Linked DNA regions of Homo sapiens: regions 1 and 3 are each linked to region 2. A link is a contact called in ENCODE Hi-C data. All regions are on one chromosome and are shown on one strand. The core of a region is the stretch at or near the end of the contact, and the rest is flanking DNA. Distances in the headings are between cores, read along the strand shown. Region 1 overlaps LOC105374007 (a long non-coding RNA gene). Region 2 holds the start of DCBLD2 (discoidin, CUB and LCCL domain containing 2). Region 3 has its middle 220 kb from the start of COL8A1.

Region 1 (3,028 bases), core at 467-2,966, 600 kb after region 2:
GCCCTATGAGTTCACATGTGGCAGATGTAAGAAAAGAGGGACACAGAGTAAACAAAGACATTCATAGACAGGATACTGTCTCCACATTGCACAACTCCTAGGGACACTGGTTACCACCTGCATCCGCCATCTAGGGTTTTGCATTGCTGGGATATTCAACAAGGCCCTGATTAAGCAAGTTTAGATGATTCCTGCCATCTCAATTCCTGATGATGTGCCTAACCAATATGTTGTAAACTTAGTTGGGTGGATTAGCTTTAGAAAAAGCTAATTGAGATGTCAAGGCCTAAAGACCACATTTTCCTTTTTTTCTTTTTTTTTAAGCCTTTCTTTTCTATTGCAAGTTACTAAGGAATTTGCTGGCTGTCCAAGTAATTCTTAATATTTTTTAAATCCAAGGTTTTCCCTAACTTAGTGTGCTGCCTGTCTCCAATAACAAAGGCCTTCAGACCACACTAAACACAAATGTCACCTTAAAAGCTTGTACCATTTATGATGGCAGTGAGGGGAGTAGGTTAAGGGTGAAAAGGTTTTCACCTCACACACACATCATACAGGAAACTTATTTATGTGTTAAGCACTACCCATGACTTTGGCCTAGATTTAAGGCCTGAAAATTAGCATAAAATTTGTGTTCTATTAAAGTACTTTTCAGACAGATTTGACTTTGTCAAAGAACTCAAAACATTTTAACATGAAGATTTATTCCCACATTCTTGGGATAGATCTCCATTATAGAAATTATCAAATTATTATTATCTGTTTATATAAATTTATGAATGCTTCCTCTTGAAGGTAATCTCTTTGAGGACAGAAGCCATGACCTAGGTGTCTCTCTTTCCCCAGGTCTGGAATATGACAGCTACTCACTGTCAAGGAATTAATGAGTCTATAGTACTATGCAGCACTGAGCATGTTCTCCTATCTCCTCAAAGAAGAGAGAGAACCCTTACATTTACTTATCAGAGAACTGAGAAAATGAAACCACATTCTTCATGTGTGAAGAATCAAGTGACATTGTACCCTAGGGACTCAATAAGGCTACTCCATCTTGCAAAAAAAAAGATATCTTACTAGAAATATTAAAATAAAATGTCAAGATGTGTATTAAACTCGGTTGGACCAGAAATGTATATTTTTTATTCAAGCATGAAAAGGATATGTATCCATCCAATGTGGTTTTCAGAGCCTATGTCCCCATGTAGGGGAAAAAATTCTCCCTCACCACTCGCCTCGAGACCCACCCTTAGAGCTTTATTTTTTTTAGCACAGTGTTTAGGGTGGAATGGAAATCCCTGTGGGATAGGAAACACTTTAACCTTTAACTGTAGTTATCAATCACTTATAATGTAATATGAATAAAAGCTCTCAGAGCAGAATTTTTATCAAAAGCACTGAGGATGTGAAAGTGTAGTTACACTTATATCAAGGATTATATAGTAAAATGAAAAAAGAGCAGAGTTTTTCTGAAGTCACATTTCACCTCTTCACTGACTTACTTTGGGCTGGCCTTGATTGGAACCAGGAGGCCATTCGTCTGTGGGCATCAGGACCAACCCTCCCCTCCAAAGCAGAAACTCAAAATACACTGCAGTCTTCAACCATTCTTTCTGTGGGCCCAATGCACAGCTGCTGTTGCTTCCTCCTCAGTCTGGGGAATCACCCAAAGATCATTAGATTCAGAATGACTTGGCAAACCAAAATCTTAAGAGAGTGCAGTCGCGTGGCCCAGTCACTATTCCACAAGTCCTCGGTTGTGAGTCACAGTCAGAGTACTTCACAGACCTTAGCAAGTGATGTAATAATCTGGAGCCCGAGAATTGTGAAATCGAGGATTTGCCACCAATTAACCGTGTAACTGTAAGGCTTTGGTTTCCTTAAATGTTAAATATATATATATATATGAGGGGAGGGGAGATACTGCATAATCAAATAAAAGTAGGAAATGCTTCATTAAAAGAAACTTAATACTTTTTTTTTTTTATTTTGGGAATCCCCAAAGCCTATAATATGTTAATATGAACTGCAAATCTCCAGGAGGGGAAACAGTGTCCCAGGTTTCCCAACCTCATTTCATTTTGGAACCCTATTTTCTTTTTTCTTTTTTTTTTTTTTTTTTTTTTGAGATGAAGTCTCACTCTTTCACCCAGGCTGGAGTGCAGTGGCGGGATCTTGGCTCACTGCAACCTCAGCCTCCCAGGTTCCAGTGATTCTCCTGCCTCAGCCTCCCAAGTAGCTGGGACTACAGGCACGTGCCACCATGCCCAGCTAATTTTTGTATTTTTAATAGAGACAGGGTTTCACCATGTTTACCAGGCTGATCTTAAACTCCTGACCTTGTGATCCACCCACCTCGGCCTCCCAAAGTGCTAGGATTACAGGCATGAGCCACCGCACCCAGCTGGAACTCTATTTTCAAATATCATTTTCTAGAACTCGTATTCTACTGGTTACAATTTGGAAAATGCTAGACTAAGTGATCCCCAAAGGCCTCCAAGCATTAATATTCTAAAATTTTACTCTCTGATTCTTTTCTTCCCCCTTTAATCCTAATAAGGAGCTCCACATGAGATTCTGCATATCCAAACTCTTTGCAAACTTAAAAATACCAAAAAACTGTTAGCTATTATAACATGGGGGCAGGACCAGGGAGATGAAGCGTATCCTGTCAACACCCTGAGAACATGGGTAACAGTCTCCACTAGAAAATCTCTGACCTGCAATTATGTCTTTTTGTAATGTGCTTAATTACATACTTAGAAAATAAATTCTAGAATTCCAGCACAATTTTTGTTTAAGGAAATAAGAAAATCCTTTGTTTTGCATAAACGGTGTTACAACTAATTAAGGGAGAAATTAGCTGCCAGGTTACATGAAAAGATAAGACCTGATTCCATGACATCTTCTTTGCATTCATGAGAAGCGAGCTGATGGTCTGCTGCCTGTGTGGTGTTTAGCTCAGCCTCCACTGACTGGGACTCATTAGCCAAGGGTTACAAAAAATGTAACCAATGCTTTTTCCAGATAT
Region 2 (3,341 bases), core at 79-2,578:
AGTACTAAAGGGGAAAAGAAATCACCCTGCATTCTCCTTCCATTATGATAAGTATTTAATAAACAGTTTTGCCTGTTTCTGGAACAGGTTTTTCAAGGATTGTAGGTGGAAAAAAAAAAAAGTTTTGTCACTTTCTGGAAAGGCTTACCTTTTTAATGTGGAGAGCTTCACTTGGGCAAATTAGCATAGCGTTGGGTCAGACCCAGTGTTTGACCAAGGCAGTCTAGACCACCAGCCTCAATGATGGATTGTAAAGAACATGTTCTGAATCCAAGACTCAGAGATAAGCAGAAACTATTCCATTCGCTTCAGAACCCGGGCTCTTTCACAAAGGATCATAATTACCACCACTTACCTTTAATAGGCTTAAGATGCTATTTAATTAACCTGCCTTCCTACAGTGTCCATCCATCCGTGCAGCTTAACTTTAGGGGTCATTACCTCCAAAGGTTCTTTTTCCTCCCCAAAATTTTCCCCAGAAGGACCTAATATCAACGAGGCTTTCATAGCAGGGTCTCACGTCCCCCTTTCAGAAAAATAAATGGCCTTGCCAAAAAGTAAAGCCGCGCCAACTTGGGGGACAGACGGGCAAGACCTTGCCTTTGCAACTCAACCCCGTGAGTACCCAGCCAGGTCCGGCCACGCACGAAAGCGCACCGCGCCTCCCTGCAGCGTCTGCAGATTTGTTCAGGGGCCAAGAGACCCGCAGCCCCGACGGAGGTTCCCCCGCCGCTCACTCCCCTGGGACCACTCACCTTGCTGGGCTCCAGCGTCCTCGAGCAGCAGGAGCAGGACAAGTAAGAGCAGGAGGAACAGAGGCATGGAGAAGGAGGAGGAGTTGGAGCAGGGAGGGAGGGAGCGGGAGAGGGGGAGCGCGGCCCAGGCGGGGGCGGCGGCCGCGGCCCGGACTTGGGGACACTGCGGGCAGCGCCTGGCTCTCACCACCGCCCGGCTCGCCATCGCGGCGGCCGGCAGTCTGCCTGCATAGTGCGGGTGCCTCGGCAGCCCCGCGCGCCTCTGGCCGCGGCACCCGACCAGGAGACGGCGGCAGCGGCGGGAGAACAAGAGGCAGCCCTCGCCTCACCCCGCGCCGGGACCCTTCCGCCCCTCACCCCGCTTTCACCTACTCCTCCTTCGTCCCTTCCCTCCGCTCCCCGCGCCGAGACCCCAGGCCGGAGCGCAGGGGAGGGGAGGGAAGGAAGCGGAGTCCTCGAGCCGCGGAGGACGGCCGCGGCGGAGCTAAGGAACGTGCCTCCCGCGCCGCGCTCCTCACCAGGGTCGCCGCTCGCCGCGCTCACCCGCGGCTCCGGCTAGCTGGCAGGCAGGCCCGCAGCCAGCTCCCTCGCGCTCCCTCTCGCGCGCGCCGGCCACGCCCCCTAGGCACCGCGGCCAATCCTCGGCCAGCTCTGGTCCGTCTCCTTCCGCGAAACCCAATCAGCATGCTCGCTCCTCGCTCGACCCGCTAGTTCTCCGGCCCATTCCTCGAGCTCCACCGCCCCTTACCTCCCTCTTCCAATCCCCTTCGGCCTTTGGAGGCGTCCCACCCGCCTCCTCCAATCCAGGTCCCGCCCTCCAGCTTCGGATCCCCGCGGCCCCCGCCCGGCCCGGGCGCCTGTTATTGTTGGGCCCTCAGCCCAAACTGATCCCGCAGAGGCGGCAGCCAGCTCGTCAGTGACTTCCGGGACGTCCCCCATCCCGCGCTCCCTGCTCCTCAGGCCCAGCTTGCTCCTTGCTCCTTTCTCCTCGCTCCTCCGACGCACATCAGACCACTGGAAGGGGGTGGGAAACCTGGATCCTGGGTTGTTTTAGCTGGGAGCTGAGTCTAAGGGACTTTTTTTTTTTTTTTAATGGCAGAGCGTGGCTTGTTTTGTTAAAACTGCCGCCAGTTGTTGCAACAGCTCCGAGTTAGAATAATAGATGCAGTGTTCAGTTTTTAATATATGTGTTCCCTGTTTTCTCTGCTCTTTTTATGGCGGGGGGTGGGGGACAAAAAAGTGTAAAACAAGATCCGTGCCGCAAAGGCAATTTAAACCTAACATCCCAACCTTCATGCAGCCATTCTACAAGGAGTTGTTGAGCACCTGCTGTCTATCTACAGAAATCTTGAAATGTGGAACAGAGATGGAAATATAGCATGCAAGTCAGAATGAAGTAAGTGCTAATTAGAGTCACAAGCAGTTTGATGGAGACTGTAAGCCTATGGAACGACAAAAAGAATTTTAGGAAAGAGGAATGCAGAGGTCTACGCAGTGATTTATTTTAGAAGAGAGTGGCCATGTAGGATGTTTTTAACAGCAGTCCCTGAAAGGACAATGGTGTCATTAGCAAATACAAAAAACTGCTAAGGTGGAACAAGTTGTGTGGGAAAGTAAGTTAATTTTGGACGTATTGAATTTGAGATGCCAACTTAGATAATAAGTGAAGCTATGTAACAGGCAGATGGATATTTTAGTCGAAAGCTCAGATTGAGAGCTTTGAAATTATGGCTCTGGGAGTCATACATAGCCATACATGTATACATATACATATGTATACATAGTCATACATAGATGTGATATTCAAAAACATGGAAGGGACTGATATCCTTCAATGAAAGTCTAAGTTGGAAAGGACTTTGGAGGTCGTATGTTTCAACTCCCCTGCATATTTCTTATACAATAATCTCTTTAACCAAATTTATTCAATTAACATTTATTAAATGCCTAAGAAACCCTATTATGCTCTAAGCCATTGTGGGCATTGGGCATAAAAAGTTTACTGAGAAGAACTTACATTCTGGAGGAGGAGGTGACATGTAAACAAACCTATTGTTATTAGTGCCCTGTTAGAGGTGTGGACTGGTGCCACAATACCACAGTGAACGGAGTTCAAAAAAACCCGTCAGTTTGAAATGCCAGTGTCTTGAATAAGAAACTAAAGTGAAAAAGGTGATCTCAGGCCAGAGGCAAAATAGGCTGGGTCACAGGCTCAATAGGGAATGGTGTTGATGGAGCTGGATTGACTACTGCTGACGTAATGGGAGGAACTGGAGACTAGTCTGGAAAAGTTAGGAGGGGCAAGATGTAAGGCAAGCTAAGAGTCAAGATTTTATTTTGTATCACTGGAAAATAACTAAAGGGTTCTAAGAAAGAATGACATTGTCAGTTTTTTTTTTGTTTTTGTTTTTGTTTTTGTTTTTTTTGAGATGGAGTTTTGCTCTTGTTGCCCAGGCTGGAGTGCAATGGCATGATCTCGGCTCACTGCAACCTCTGCCTCCCGGGTTCAAGCGATTCTCCTGCCTCAGTCTCCCTAGTAGCTGGGATTACAGGCATGTGCCACCGCACCCGGCTAATTTTGTATTT
Region 3 (3,417 bases), core at 69-2,568, 520 kb after region 2:
TTCTTGTCCAGTAACACCACTCAGAAGCCATATGACCTTGGGTATTAACTTTCACAACCAAAGATTTCTAATGTCTAAACGTGTAGATTAGATAAGTTGATTTTTGAAATTGTGTTCCAGTTATATAATTCTTCCATGGTATTTTATTTCCTAGAAAAGAGTGTTTCTGTAAAATATACTTTTCTCCACACAACTGAAATAAAGTACATGGGAATTATTTTAAATCCAGGAAAACAGTCATACCCAAGCGTAAAGATCTTGCACTTAAAAAAGACCAATCTGTTTGCTTATTAATGAAAAAATCTCTAAAAAGGGTCTTCAACCCAGCACAAGACAGCATTTTCCCAAAATATTAGATATGAGAGACTGGTTTAAGATTAAATTATAAACCTCTACCTTTTCAGCCCATTAGAGAACTAAAGAAATATTTCCTTTCTAGCTATTTTTGATGTTTTCAGAAAGCCAAACTTTTCCCATGCCCTATTTCTCAGGGAGGGGGAATAACCCACATATGTATGGCAGGTCCTTTAATTCACTTTAGCTTCAGCAATGTTGGGTTTGGCTTAGTTGTTAGAACTAACATGTTTACATGACATTTGGGGCACACTTCTGCTCTTCTGTCTGTCACCAGCTGATGGACTCCGAGGCAGTCTGGATAAGAATCCATTACTCTTACTGGAAGCTAGTCTGTCTATATTACCTTCACACATGGTTTCTTAAAAGTCATTTTCTCTATTAAAAATCTGCAAAATATCTTGAAGGAACTTTAAAGAAGTAGAATTGTTATTTAAATACCACATGGCTCTTAAATTCACAAACAGTTACTATTCTGAGTTCAAATTACATAGGCACTGTTATATACAAAAAAAATAGCATGAAGGAATTCCATGTATACAATGCATACCTGGTTATGTATACATGGAACTATGGACTAGATGAGGAAATTGATACTCTTGTTATTCCAACCAACTATGAAAAACATCCTACATTTTAAATGTAAAACTGGGGCCCATGGGCTGTCTTTAAAAAAAAAAAGTTAGGATATTGGAGGACTGTGTGAAGATTTTTGAAACTTATCATACTTGAATTCTTTTCAGAAATTCAAAGAGTATGCAGAGTTACAGCTTGCTTACATTCGTTACAGCATTTATTTATTATAAATTTGTATTGGAACCTGCCATGTATCATGTACTGTCTAAGTGCTAAGGAGAGATACAAATAGGCAATTACCTTAACACAGAGTATTAATTCTATGATGGTGGTGAGTACTAAAGTGCTATAGGAGGACAGGAAATGATCTAACCCAACCTTGAGAAGAGTTTTCACATGCATACTACTGCTTTTTAATCTCAGACTCCCATGTGAACAGCAACATCCTGTTTTTCATGTTATGAATATCAGACGGGTTCCAGTGTTTCTAATAGCTGGGTTACTGATACATCCAGAAATCTTCTGTTAACAACTGACAAGTCAAATTCAGACTACCTGGTGCCAAGCAGCCCAGCTCACTTGTCAATATCGTTTATGTAACCTTGACTTTTCATGACAGAGTGGAGGTAAGAATAGACCCACCACCAAATGGTCATCTATACAGTATGTAATACAGGCTCAGCAGAAGTCTGGCCCCCAGGCTTCTCTGTGGGATGTTCACCTACATAACTTTACTTCTCCTCCTAATAACTCTGGCCTTGTGAGTTTTTCCTTCCTTCTCTAATAAACTAAGCCAATAGTTTCACTGAATTTATTCTGAACCCGGTTACATGACAAGTGAAAACTCAACTGTACTCCTTTGCAAAACAGGCTTCCTGGGTGACGTTGAAATGGAAATCACATGATAGTATGTCAAAGGTTTTTCCCCAGATTTTTCTGACACAAGAGAGTTGGAGTGAAACTGAGAATTCTCATGGACAGATTGACCTTAGGTTCCCCATGTAAGCTCAGCTCTCTCCACTCCAGACTGCTGGACTGTGTTAGTGTCTGGTTTGTCTGATGTGATTATGAACCCCCTGGGCAAGACTTTGCCTAATTCTATGTTCTCTACAGCACCTAGCAATGGTGTTGGCACCATCCAGTGCCAAAGGACGCTCAATCTCTGTTAACTAATAATAGGATTGACTTCTCAACTCAACATGATGAGGTTTCTGTCATCTTTATGCCAGTGTTTTTTTCTGATGTGTATTTCTATTTGTGTCTGGAGAGCAAGCTTCATGTGTTACTGATTCACCCCTGGGCTGATCTTCTTTTCAGGAAATGTAGGCATGAAGTTGAGATTTTTTCAACCACAAGTTTTGGGAACACGGACTGCTGAAATATGCTAGGTTACATGAAGGGGAAATGTTTTTGAAAGCATTGCTTTTATTTTTTTAGCAGTCATGGGGATCTTTGTGAGCCAAGGATGCAGACTGGTTAGCAGATGTGATTATAAAGCCAGCAGGTCCCTTCAATGCAAATGTTTCATTTTAGTTTCTCCATTCCTAAGGAAAACAGTCAGCTTTTTGTTCAATTGACAAGTCTTTTTAATGGTATTTCTTTAATTATACTTCTTGTTTGCTCTAGTACTGAATTATTAATTAAATTTTCCTCATGTTAAATGAGCCATTGTATTGATCTTTGTAGTCATAAATCAGATGTTACATATGACATTTTATAGCACAAATATAACAAATGATTTTTCTGTGTAATTTCATCTTAATTCAACTGAAGGTGGAAAATGTCTTCATAAAAAGAGGACTCTTTGTTATATGGGTTTTTCTCTTGCATGTAAAAGAGGAAGGCCTCTTTGCAGTTGAGATAACAGGAAGGCATCTGTCTCCTGCTCGTCCCTGTGCAATGGAATGTCTAGGTGTAAAACCCGATTATATTTTCCATCTACTGAGATAGGAGAAAACCACCTTAAGGCTGGAGGTGAGATGCTGGCGGCAATACTGCTCTTTAATGCGTCGAGATGTTTATGTCTGTGCACATCAAAACACAGCACCTTTTTCTTAACCTTGTTTATGACACAGAGACATTTGTTCACGTGTTTTCCTGCTGACCTTATCCCCACTATTACCCTATTGTCCTGCCACATCCCCCTCTCCGAGATGGTGGAGATAATGATCAATAAATACTGAGGGAGCTCAGAGACCGGTGCCAGCGCACAGCGCGGGTCTTCCGTATGCTGAGCGCCGGTCCCCTGGGCCCACTTTTCTTTCTCTATACTTTGTCTCTGTGTCTCTTTCTTTTCTCAGTCTCTCGTCCCACCCAACGAGAAAGACCCACAGGTGTGGAGGGGCAGGCCACCCCCCCCTTCATCTTCATTTTACATTTCTTTTAGCATGCTTTGTAATTGGCCTTTAGTGTAAGATTTTAGGCTAATCTGGCTAGGGGTTGGGCTGTGTTTAATGTTTTCTGTACTTGTACATACCAGAGGTCGCA

What was found. Hi-C counts contacts between places; a loop is a spot of excess contacts on that map. Pooled maps may share reads with other maps.
Region 1: a loop to region 2 is called in a pooled map, with 6 times the contacts of the local background. The contact joins the enhancer-like site here to the promoter of DCBLD2 in region 2. A Hi-C loop is called at or near these places in 3 of 37 single-sample maps with no recorded cell type and 6 of 50 pooled maps.
Region 3: a pooled map shows a loop between it and region 2 (4-fold over the local background). The contact joins the enhancer-like site here to the promoter of DCBLD2 in region 2. A Hi-C loop is called at or near these places in 3 of 37 single-sample maps with no recorded cell type and 2 of 50 pooled maps.

Annotation. Positions count from the first base shown.
Region 1 is chr3:99,504,400-99,507,427 of GRCh38, forward strand. All of the region lies in intron 1 of LOC105374007 (a long non-coding RNA gene), which reads right to left. It overlaps LOC105374005 (a long non-coding RNA gene), which reads right to left. Exons shown (of 5, transcript XR_007095985.1): 4 at 1,500-3,028. Among named protein-coding and RNA genes, the nearest start is that of COL8A1, 130 kb to the right of the region's middle. Within about 2 kb of position 1,717, at least 7 of the 41 ENCODE cell types and tissues checked have a DNase peak (open chromatin) inside an H3K27ac peak, as active enhancers do.
Region 2 is chr3:98,900,367-98,903,707 of GRCh38, forward strand. DCBLD2 (discoidin, CUB and LCCL domain containing 2) reads right to left here and starts at 1,329. Exons shown (of 16, transcript NM_080927.4): 1 at 756-1,329. The coding sequence starts at 960. It overlaps LOC105374002 (a long non-coding RNA gene), which reads left to right and starts at 1,648. Exons shown (of 2, transcript NR_189121.1): 1 at 1,648-2,151. RefSeq lists enhancers at 228-944, 945-1,660 and silencers at 768-1,457, 1,598-1,647.
Region 3 is chr3:99,416,998-99,420,414 of GRCh38, forward strand. No RefSeq gene overlaps it. Among named protein-coding and RNA genes, the nearest start is that of COL8A1, 220 kb to the right of the region's middle. RefSeq lists an enhancer at 1,729-1,868. Within about 2 kb of position 1,319, at least 3 of the 41 ENCODE cell types and tissues checked have a DNase peak (open chromatin) inside an H3K27ac peak, as active enhancers do.